2 separate regions of the Mus musculus genome follow, and region 2 is linked to region 1. The links are chromatin loops, found by intact Hi-C in ENCODE. Cell type or tissue: heart. All regions are shown on one strand.

Evidence for each region. Peaks named below come from ENCODE experiments on the same cell type or tissue, not always from the same donor. Only the 100,000 strongest peaks of a DNase experiment are listed, where the experiment ranks them.
Region 2: it touches region 1 in a loop (6-fold over the local background); 15 of 42 quality-filtered maps call a loop at or near these places.

The regions. Positions count from the first base shown.
Region 1 is chr4:151,481,435-151,486,434 of GRCm38, reverse strand. All of the region lies in intron 4 of Camta1 (calmodulin binding transcription activator 1), which reads left to right. Among named protein-coding and RNA genes, the nearest start is that of Gm30344, 28 kb to the right of the region's middle. In heart, a CTCF peak has its summit at 3,001; no DNase peak of the experiment used is centred here; H3K27me3 peaks cover 2,244 bases.
Region 2 is chr4:151,858,127-151,863,126 of GRCm38, reverse strand. Camta1 (calmodulin binding transcription activator 1) reads left to right here and starts at 1,359. Exons shown (of 24, transcript NM_001081557.3): 1 at 1,359-1,502. The coding sequence starts at 1,458. All of the region lies in intron 2 of Gm42357 (a long non-coding RNA gene), which reads right to left. It overlaps 9230110K08Rik (a long non-coding RNA gene), which reads right to left and starts at 1,383. Exons shown (of 2, transcript XR_390981.3): 1 at 270-1,383. In heart, a CTCF peak has its summit at 2,010; DNase peaks (open chromatin) are centred at 566, 1,136, 2,196 and 2,526; H3K4me3 peaks cover 3,130 bases; H3K27ac peaks cover 3,220 bases.

The DNA.
Region 1 (5,000 bases):
CTGAAGAACAATGGACGGTGGAGAAGCACTTTTCCCCCTTAAATTCCAATCCAAAGAGCCCTCTGGGGCTGGTTTCTGTGGGCTGTACATTTTCATAGCCCGAGTCTCTGGCTGTTCCTGCCACTCAGACGGACACTGGCTCCCCTTCCATGACCCCGACAGGTGCTTCTACAAAACCTCATTGTGCCTGTGCGGTGAGGTACACCAGCCTCAGGACAGGCCTCCCGGAGGAAGTTCTGAGCTGCCGTGCTTGGATCTGTAACTGCAGTGTTAGTATCCACATTAGCAACCACTGCATAGCAGCTGAGTTTGGAGCCTTGCTGGGCTCTGTACAGGGCTTAGGGATGGATAATTCCCAGTTCCCACCCGGAAGGGGCTCTCACCGTAATTGGAGAAAAGACGTTTGCGGTAGAAGACGCCTCTGCGTGACACCAGGGCTGTCCAGCAAACGTCTGGGGTGCCGTGTGAGCGACAGCAACGGCAATGAGTTTCTGTGTAAAGTGAACGAAGAGACCGGCGTGCTGCTCACTCTTTCCTAGCTATCGAAGCTTTGCGAGGAAGCAAATGCGCGCACTGTCTAAAAGCTCCGCCCCGTTTTCGTCCTGCACAGTCACCAGCAACTCAGTGCCCACCTTTGATAGGAGCTCCACTTCCAGTGAGTGGATTGAGGATCAGCCCTGTTCCCTGCCGTGATGCCCAGAGCCAGGACATCTACAACACCCTGCCCTGGAGACCCTCCTTACCCGCCCCTGACCAAATTCCTGGTGTTCATTCTCTCCTCTGCCGTCCTCTCCTCCCTCTCTCTGATTCTCCTTCAGGATTTGAGATCTACTTACAGCTCTTCCCATCTTCATGAGAACTGAGCCCTTCCCACCCCTGGATGAAGGAAATCTCCTACCTTCCCAGCCCCGGACATCCCCTCAGCTGCTAGCCCAAACCCAGGGTGTTACTAAGTGATAGTAGGTAATCGAGCCAGCCTGCAGGGAAGAAGTTTCCATGCCCAATCAAGTGCTGGCTCATCCATTGTACACGGGGTGCCACGTCCCTTAAGAGATGGAGGCCCCCTGCCTCTTGCTCGGTTCTTCCATGGCCAGTAGCACATGACCATAGGTGGCAGTCCAGGTACAGCTGACACCCGCTTTGCCCCTATTTTTCTAGCTCCACTTGCTTTGCCAACAAGCGCAGTAGTCAGTGCTTGTCACAGCTGGGTCGTTTTTATGATCATTCATGTGCATGTGCATATACTCACCGGCTACCCATTCATTTGATAACGAAGATACACCCTAGACCTCACTGTGAAGATACACCCCAGACCTCACTGTGAAGATACACCTCAGACCTCACTGTGAAGATACACCCCAGACCTCACTGTGAAGATACACCCCAGACCTCACTGTGAAGATACACCCCAGACCTCACTGTGAAGATACACCCCAGACCTCACTGTGAAGATACACCCCAGACCTCACTGTGAAGATACACCCCAGACCTCACTGAGAGCTCTACAGTTACCTGGTCAGCTGAAATGTGCGTGGTGAGAAGACTCTCTATCATCACGTCATAGATACTGGGTGACATTGAACACCCAAGACCTTGGGAAGTTGTTGCTAGAACCTTCCCATCGGTCTCCTCATGTTAGGTGACCCAGGGTGCATCAGGGGAGAGTCTCAGGAACCTGTTGAGTCCTGGTTGGGTTTTGCCAACTTGACACACACTAGAGTTACCTGGGAAGAGGGAACCTCCATGGAGCAAATATGCCTCCATCAGATTGGCCTGTAAGTAAGTCTGTGAGGCATTTTCTTAATTAATGATTGCTATGGGAGGGTCCAGCCCACTGTGAGTGGTGCCACCCCTGGGCGAGTGGTCCCAGGGTGTATAAGAAAGCAACTTGAGCAAGTGATGGCCTCTGCCTTAGCCCTGCCTCCTGGTGCCTGCCCTGACTTGGCTCCACCACAGATTGTACCTTGCAAGATGAATAAACCCCTTAACCCCACGTTTTGGTTATAATGTTTAGCACCTTAGAACATGCTGTTCCACGGAGGGCACCAGCCTGCAGGAGGCAGAGTCAGTGTGTGCCTCTCTGTGTGTGCTGTGGCTCAGAGGGGGAAACTTGGAGCTCCGTGTGCACCAAGGGCCTGGGGGACAGGAGGGATGTCCACAGATGTGGGGAGAGCACCTGCTTGGAAACGGTAACTGAATCGAGTGCACTGAGCGTAAGCCAGCAGGGGTCTAGCTGCACTGCCCAGCCGCCCACAGGCTGCGCTCTGCTCGCACTCCGCTCTTCACTGAGTAGATCAGCACTTGCCATCTTTGCAGAGGAAGCTGCATCTGGGGCTGGGGCTGGGGCTGGGGTTGACCCTCCACAGAGGCAGAGGTGCCATCGCCTACCTGGACTAGGCTATAACAGAGCTTTCTCTGTGATCCAGGCTACCCTGTGCCAGCCTGCTGTTTACACAATCCTTTGTGGTTGTTGTTGGAGCAGGAGGGTAATTACCCTTGTCCTTAATAACTGCGTTTGTTCCCTCGATGAGCAGAGAGGCTCCGGAGCCTACACTGTTAAAAAGAGGTTAGGATTAAGTTTCTCAACCTGCGGCTGGTGTGAGGGGAGATCTCCACGCCAATTACTGTCTCCTTGATGGGATTAGTCACCGCGTTAATTGCTACTCAGAAAAGCTGCCAAGTTTGTTGTTTTAGACTTGAGCTTTTAAAATATTGCAGATGTCATCTCAAATGCAAATTGTATTTGGTCCTAGAGATAGCGGGTGATCTATTAACACTTTGGGGTTGATTCATATCTGAAGCTGTGTGAGAAAGAGGAGTCTCGCCCTTGGCTTATTAATTGCGTCTTTGATGGTGGTTCCAGAGCGGTGTGGGGGGAGGCAGCTGTCAGGTCCGTTCCTTGGCGCTCTCTGAGAGAAGCCCGTCCTCTGTCAGCGACAATCTGTTAGAACTAGCTGGAGTGATGTGTGCAGAAACCCCGGGTTTCAGCTCAAGAGCGCCACCTGTCTGCTGCACAGCGCACCAACTCATGCTGCAACCACCGTAAGTCTCCTCGGAATGGGCACGTGGCTCCAGAAGTTCTCAGAATCCTCTGGGATTCTGAGTCACAGATGTCTCCCAGTTTTGGACCAGTTAAGATTGGTCACAGTCTGTGACCTTTTGATCATTTAAAAAATTTAATTTTGTGTAACTTAATTTTTTTTTAAAAGTTCTAGAAACAAAACAAGAAATTCTTGTATGCACTTAACTCAGATTCCCCACCTGTGTGTGTGTGTGAGCAGGTGTGTGTGTGTCTGTCTGTCTGTCTGTCCACATGTGTACACATACATATTTGGACATGCGTGTATTTATGTGTTTGAAGGTATGTGTGAATATTTGTTTGTGTACAGATGCATATGGGTATGTATATGTGCATATAAATGCATGTAGATATGTTTGTGTGCACAAAGATATGTGTATGTATGTTTGTATGTATTCATGTGTATGTGTGTGTGCTTGTGTGCAAGTTCATGCTTATGTTTGTGTGTGTGTGTGCAGGTACATGCATATACATGTGTGTTTATGTATGCACAGATATGCACATGTATGTTACGAAGTTGCATTTCTGGATGTGACTGCACATGAGGGCATCATCCTCAGGAGCTGATTTTTGAGGCAGGGTCCCTCACTGGGATATGGGGTTCATTAATTGTATGTGTGCAGGTACATGTGTGGCCAGCAAGCCCCAGGGATCCACCTATCTCCTTTCCAGAGTTGTGATTGCAATCATGCACTGCCACACATGGGTTTTCTTTTTCACATGATAGCCTGGTATCAAACTCAGATCCGTGGGCAGATATGGCAAATATGCTGCATGTGGAGTTATTTCCTAAACTGTGTTTCCACTTTGTGTGTGTGTGTGTGTGTGTGTGTGTGTGTGTGTGTGTACTTGAGATTTGGACAGTTGTGAGCCACTACATGAGTGCTGAGAACTGACCTGGGTCCTGTGAAAGAGCAGTAAGTGCTCTTAACCCTGAGAGCTCTCTCTGGCCCCAGCACTGCCATTTTTGATGTGTTTTCTCTGTGGCACCTGCCTTGCTGTGGGTCACCAGGGGCTTCTGCATAAAGAGGCCATGCCTCTGTCATAGCACCCATGACAGCGACTCAATTCCTCACTGCGTCTTGGGCTCAGCGTTGCCAAGTGCAGTGCCCACTCTGCAACCTGGTTCAGATGGTTTCTGCCCATTTCTTTGGTGAAAACACAAACGCTTCCCCACTTTGTAATTAATTCACATCTCGTGGGAGGACCGTCTGGGTCTGTATAAACACCTTATTTTTCATTAAACTTTTGCCCACTTATCTTAGCTTCCATTGATGATTCTTATTGAATCAATTATTCTAATGTCTGCCAGATGGTGATTTTGCTAAATTTGCTTGTTGTTTAGTGTGCCCTGCCGCACTGAAGGGCTCGCGCTGCCTTGCATTATTTATTTATGTACTTGTTTATTTATGTCCATCTGGACTCCTGGATTCCCAGCTCAGTCAAATGTTGGCTGCTTCACCCTTTTGATAAATCTCCAATACTTTCTTGCAACATTTTTACATGGCCCTTTAAAATCTCTCTCTCTCTCTCTCTCTCTCTCTCTCTCTCTCTCTCTCTCTCTCTCTCAGTGTGTGTGTGTGTGTGTGTGTGTGTGTGTGTGTGTGTGTGTGTGTGCACAGGACCCTTGTGGTTCAGAAGAGAGCTCTAGATCCCCAGGAGCTGGAGTTATAGGCATGTGTGAGCTGCACAGCCTGTGTGCTGGGAACTGAACTTAATTTCGTTACAAAAGCAACAAGTACTCTTAGCTGCTGAGTCATCTCTCCAGCTCCTTCACAACATTTGCTTACTTTATCACAAGTCCATCTATCCAACCATCTACCTACCCACCTACCTACCCATCCACCCACCCATTCACCCACCTACCTACCCACTCATCCATCCATCCATCCATCCATCCATCCATCCATCCATCTTATTT
Region 2 (5,000 bases), 380 kb before region 1:
TGAGGAATCAAACAGTGCAAGTTTACAGAGAGGATCTGGAGCTCAGCTGCTTTTCATTAAAGTGCATTCTCCTTCCTTCCCTCCCGCTTCCCTTCAGTGCACCTGCAGAATCCCTGCATGGTGTTTGCCCTCCCTCTTCTCCTTCCCTTTTATTTTTCTATGTGCGGAATTCCTGCACTCTGCCCTTCCCCTCCCTCTCTCCTTCCATCCTTTCCTCTATTTTCTGGCCACGTTCAGAGCCCCTGATTTCTCTCGAGAAGGCGCAGTACTTTGCAGCTCTTCTGGCCCGGGCTTGTGTCTGCAGGGCGTGCGAATCTCTCCGGTGTGGACCTACAGGCAGGAGAGCTGCGCGGAGCTGCGGCTGGAACCCGACCGAAGCGCCGGGAGCCCGGGAGGGATTGGCTAGGCTAGCCGAGGTCGAGCGTTCCGAGCCCTAGATCCGCGGCTGCAGCCTGGGACAGGCACCTATGACTCATCGGCTCCGCCGGTCACATGGGCAACGTGACCAAAATAAAGTTTCAGTATTTTAAGCCGCTAGAAAAGGGGACAGAGGAGCGCAAGGCAGGCGGGAGCGTAGGGTGGCCGCGGGGACGCTGCGCCGGCCGAGGGGGCGGGGCTGAGGCCAGGAAGGGGCGGGATTTGGCCGAGGGGCGTGGTCTGCCGGGAGGTGCGCCCCTCCCCCGTGTCGGGCAGCGACGCCCCGACTCTCGGCTAAACGGTTCGGGAACGCTGTGAACCGGCACGCCTCGGTGCCTTACGTATCCCTCCGGCAGGGCCGCCCCCCGCCAGCGCCGCAGGCTGCGGGATCCCGGAGATCCCAGCGTGTCCTCCGAAGACACCGGGACCCCCACGCGCCAGCAGCGGCTTCCCCGGGAACGTCCTTCAGCTCCCGGAGCACGCGGGAAAAGCCCCAGCACACCAATGAGCGAGCGCCTTCCTCATGACGGTCACGCTGGGGGGCGGGGCTTCCCACAGCCGTTCCCGAGTTCCGGGAACCCCCTTTGATTGGTCTGGACGGCTTGGGAAACACTGTAGTGACGTCCAATCAAAACACCACGTCTCGGCCTCGAGGAAATATTCCGTGTCAGCCTCATCCTGATTGGGCCATCCTTTCGACCTCTGTCCACTAGGAAGCTTTGTTTAGGTCTGGAGGGCGGGTTTTCCCGGGAGTGGGTGGGGAGGGGGCGTTGATTCCAGGCCAATCACTTTAGTCGGTGCGGTGGTGATCAGCCAATGGACAGGGTGGATAGGACGCTCCTCCCGGAGAGTAGTGAGACCCCTGGTGCGGTCCGATTGGTCGCGGGAGCCGTGACTGGCAGACGCACCAACCAGTGGGCGCTGTGCGTGGGCCGCGGGGCGGGGCCAGGGCGGGTGCGCGGCGGCGGCGGGGTGGCTGGGCCGGCGGCGGCGGCGGTACGAGGCGCGCGCTCGGGGTCCCGGTCGCGAGGAGGAGGAGGATGTGGCGCGCGGAGGGGAAATGGCTGCCGAAAACAAGCCGGAAGGTGAGAGCCGGAGCGTGAGGGCCCGGGGCTGTCAGGGTGGCGGCGACACGGCGAGCCCGGGGCCGCGCCGGACATCCCGGGCATCGGCGGCGCGGGGCGCGAGCGCGGGGGCGCGGCGGGCGCGGGGAGGGCGCCGGCGGGGTGGGGGGGGCGGAGCGCGGCCGAGTCCTGAGGTGACTCGCGGGCCGGCCGAGCGGGGCGCCCCGCACCCAGCCCCGGGGGCGGCAGGCCGGGGCGGGGGGCGCGCGGGGCGGGGGCCGGGCCCAGCGAGGAGGAGGAGAAGCCGCGACGCCTCCCGCACCCGGCCCGGGGCATCCCCGCCGTGTCGGTCGGGGTGTCAGGGGGCCGCGGGGCGGAAAGTTTCCCGGGCCGCGGGGGCTCGCGGGCACCGGTGCCGGCGGCCGTAGCGGCGTCAGGGCCGGACGTTCCCCTCCACAGCCCCCCTCGGGCCGCGCGGCGCCTCCTAGCGCCGGCGTGGGGGGTGTCCCCGCGCGGGTCCCCGCCAGGGGGCCCCCCTCGTGCCGAGCGCCCCTCGGCCGAGGCCCCGGGCGACCCCTCCCCCAGCAGGGCCGGGGTCCTCGCGCGGCCTCCCCGCCCCTCACAGCATGCTCTTCCACACTTGCCCTTGCACCCTCACTACCGGGAGGGTGGGGTCTCCACACTGCCATGCCCTTTACCTTCCGTGACCCCGATCCTCTCCGAGCACTGAGGGTTCCGTGTCAGCCTGTCCCCTTTTTGAGGGGACTCTCGTGGGGCCGCGGAGCCTCTGCACGCTGGGTTAATCTTTTTTTTTTTTTTTGGCCAGGACAAGGGGACTCGGGGCTACCCATGTTCTTCCTTCTTAGCTCACCCAGTGGCTTGTGGGGCCCTGTGCAGCTCTGAAGTCATTTCTAAATAGGCAGGCAGACACTTCTTCCAGATCTGTACTCTTTCCGTACACTTTCCTGGGTTAGGGTGAGCTCATTTCCTGAACACCCTTCGAGTTGCCCTCTTTCTTGTTGGGAAAACCGGACGCTCCAATGCTCCTCTCCCTAGCTGTCTGCCTCTCTCCTTGGAGTTCCCTGTCTGGGCCAGGGTGGGCGCCCCAGTAAGATGTAGGGCAGGCAGGACTTCCGATGTGCCTACCACTTGAGTGTAAGGGACCTCAGTACTTGTTTCTTGCAGGAAAAGAAGGATCTATTGCTTCCCGTTCACTCTTGGATCTTAGGGGGCACCCTTCACCAGTTAACACTATCCCACTGGGAAAAGGGTCCAGTGCCCTTGAATTTGGTGTTCTGATTCCTGTCTTCTGAGCAGAAAGAACCAGACTTTATGCATCCCACTCTCAAGAAGTCTTTGAATCTTTCTTGGAAATAAACTTCCCAATTCTTCTTTTTTTTTTTTTTTTCTGAGAGAACTCAGACCCTCCTTATGGCTCCTGTTTCCCAGTCAGCCATATTTAGTGAGCCTGTTACCTTGACTTTCTCTAATTTTCTCAAATTGTATTCATGTTGGCTGGGTAAGGAGAAGCCATATGCCTTTCTATCCAGAATAGGGAGTGTAGACACCCTTGTCGCCCACATGCCATTTGAGAAGAGGTAGCTTGTGTGCTCCTTGTTGTACCAGAATCTTCCTTTGGCCCTGGTATGTCTCTAGTGGGATCAAAACATTTCTTTGGATCTTGCACCTTTCAAGCAAAGGGGCAATTTCTCTACTTTTTGCTGTTCTGGTTCTCTTTGACATCACGGAAATTGGGTGCTCGACACAGTTGTTGACACACACAGACCACTTTGTGCATATGTGCAATAGCATTCTATACATACCCAGAAGAAGTTAGAAGGGTCAGGTGGCAGCTCTATGGTCAGAGTGGGTGGAGTGTTAATTTGCCAGAATGTGTGTATCTGTACATACCTACCCATGTATGTTATTGGTGGCTTCAGGATTAGAAGAAGCCAAGGTGTCGTTGATAAAAGCAATGTCACACTACTCCTTCATTTGTCATTTGTATTGTACTGAATAAGCAGAAAGGCACTTCTCCCATGTGTGGAGTGCTTGCTGATGAATGCCCAGACTTTTCCATTTGGAATCTAGGGACAGTATTCTCAGCTTGATTCTGTGGGGAGTGAAAGTTCTTATCTTGATTTTTTTTTCCCCCTGCAGTGTAGGAGAAAGCGATTTCCTGTGTTTTGGGGAAATGATAGGAAATGGAGAAGCGGCTGCCTCTCCCTGATAGAACTGGGAGCTAACTGACGGCTTCAAGTACATCCCTGTTGTATTTCAGCCAGTGAAGTGAGAGACGCTAAGAAATTAGAAGAAGGTGCCTTCGGAAAAGTGCTTGCCGCTGCTTCCCGGGAAGGTGGCAGGGTTTCCAGGTTCTTTCTCTGGGGCCCACAGCCCTGCCTCTGCTCAGGTGCTCACCTCCCTGTCTCGTGCTCTCGCTCAGCAGTGTCATCTTACTTTTTGACAGACTTCGTGTAGAGCCTCACCTTCCAGCTGTGTGTTGTGTGTTCTTGTTTCTGTTCTCTTGAAGTTCTTTTCCTAACAAGGGAGCCCTCCACCTTGCTTTCCCAAGTAAGGAGGTGTCTCAGGTGGCTCTGGCTTTGCTTTTCAGCATGGTACTCGCTGCCAGAAAGGAAAGCTCTTGCTCTGATTTTCCTGTGTGTCTCCCATTTTTAGGCTGTTTTAAATCTTGTGTCTGTTGTCAGCCTAAAGGAGTTGATTGTTTCTAGGGTGCTAGTGAGCCTTGGAAAAATGAAGAGTTGATTACCTGCTGTGTATGTTCCTGTAGGCCTGAGAGTCTTCTCGTTTCTGGTGATGGCTCTTCTGCACCTTTCTCCAGGCCGTTGACTTCCTTGGGTGTTGTCCCTGTCCATCAGAGTACCCCACACATGGACTGTGCAAGGAGGGGTACTGAAGGTACCACCAGAGCTGCACCGCTTGTGCTAAAGTGAGGATCTCAAGTGGATCTGCTTGCGCTGACTATGTGACTGCATCCGGGAAGGGTGGGAATCGGTGGAGGTCTTCTCTTGCAGTTAGTCAGGTTACCCCGCTTCTCTTAATTACTTTGCCCCACCCCCTATCTTTTCGTTCAGACATCACTTCCTCTTCCATTTCTGATTCCCCAGCATTTGGGAAAGGCCAAATGACCTTTCTCTAGTCTCCTTTTAGACCTGACTTACCTATTTCTGGGAGATGTTGTGGTTTCTCCATCTTACCCCTCAGTGGATTCTGCATGTGAACATGTGCACAGCAGCCTCTCCTCAAGGTCGGAGTGCTTCAGCTTCCTTTTCAGAAGAGGAGCATCACTCGTTCCTGCTTTTGGAGAAGAGTCTAGGCCATCCTTAGCCATGTTTTCATCCTTTGTATTTTATGAAAAATTTTAATATTTTGTCTTTTTGAGGCAGGGTCATGTTTTGCAACTTAGGCTATCTTAGAGTTTGTTATGTAGAACAGCTTGGCCTTAAACTTAAGGACTAGCCCCTCCCCCCCCCCCCCCCCCGCCCCCCAGCCTTGTGCATG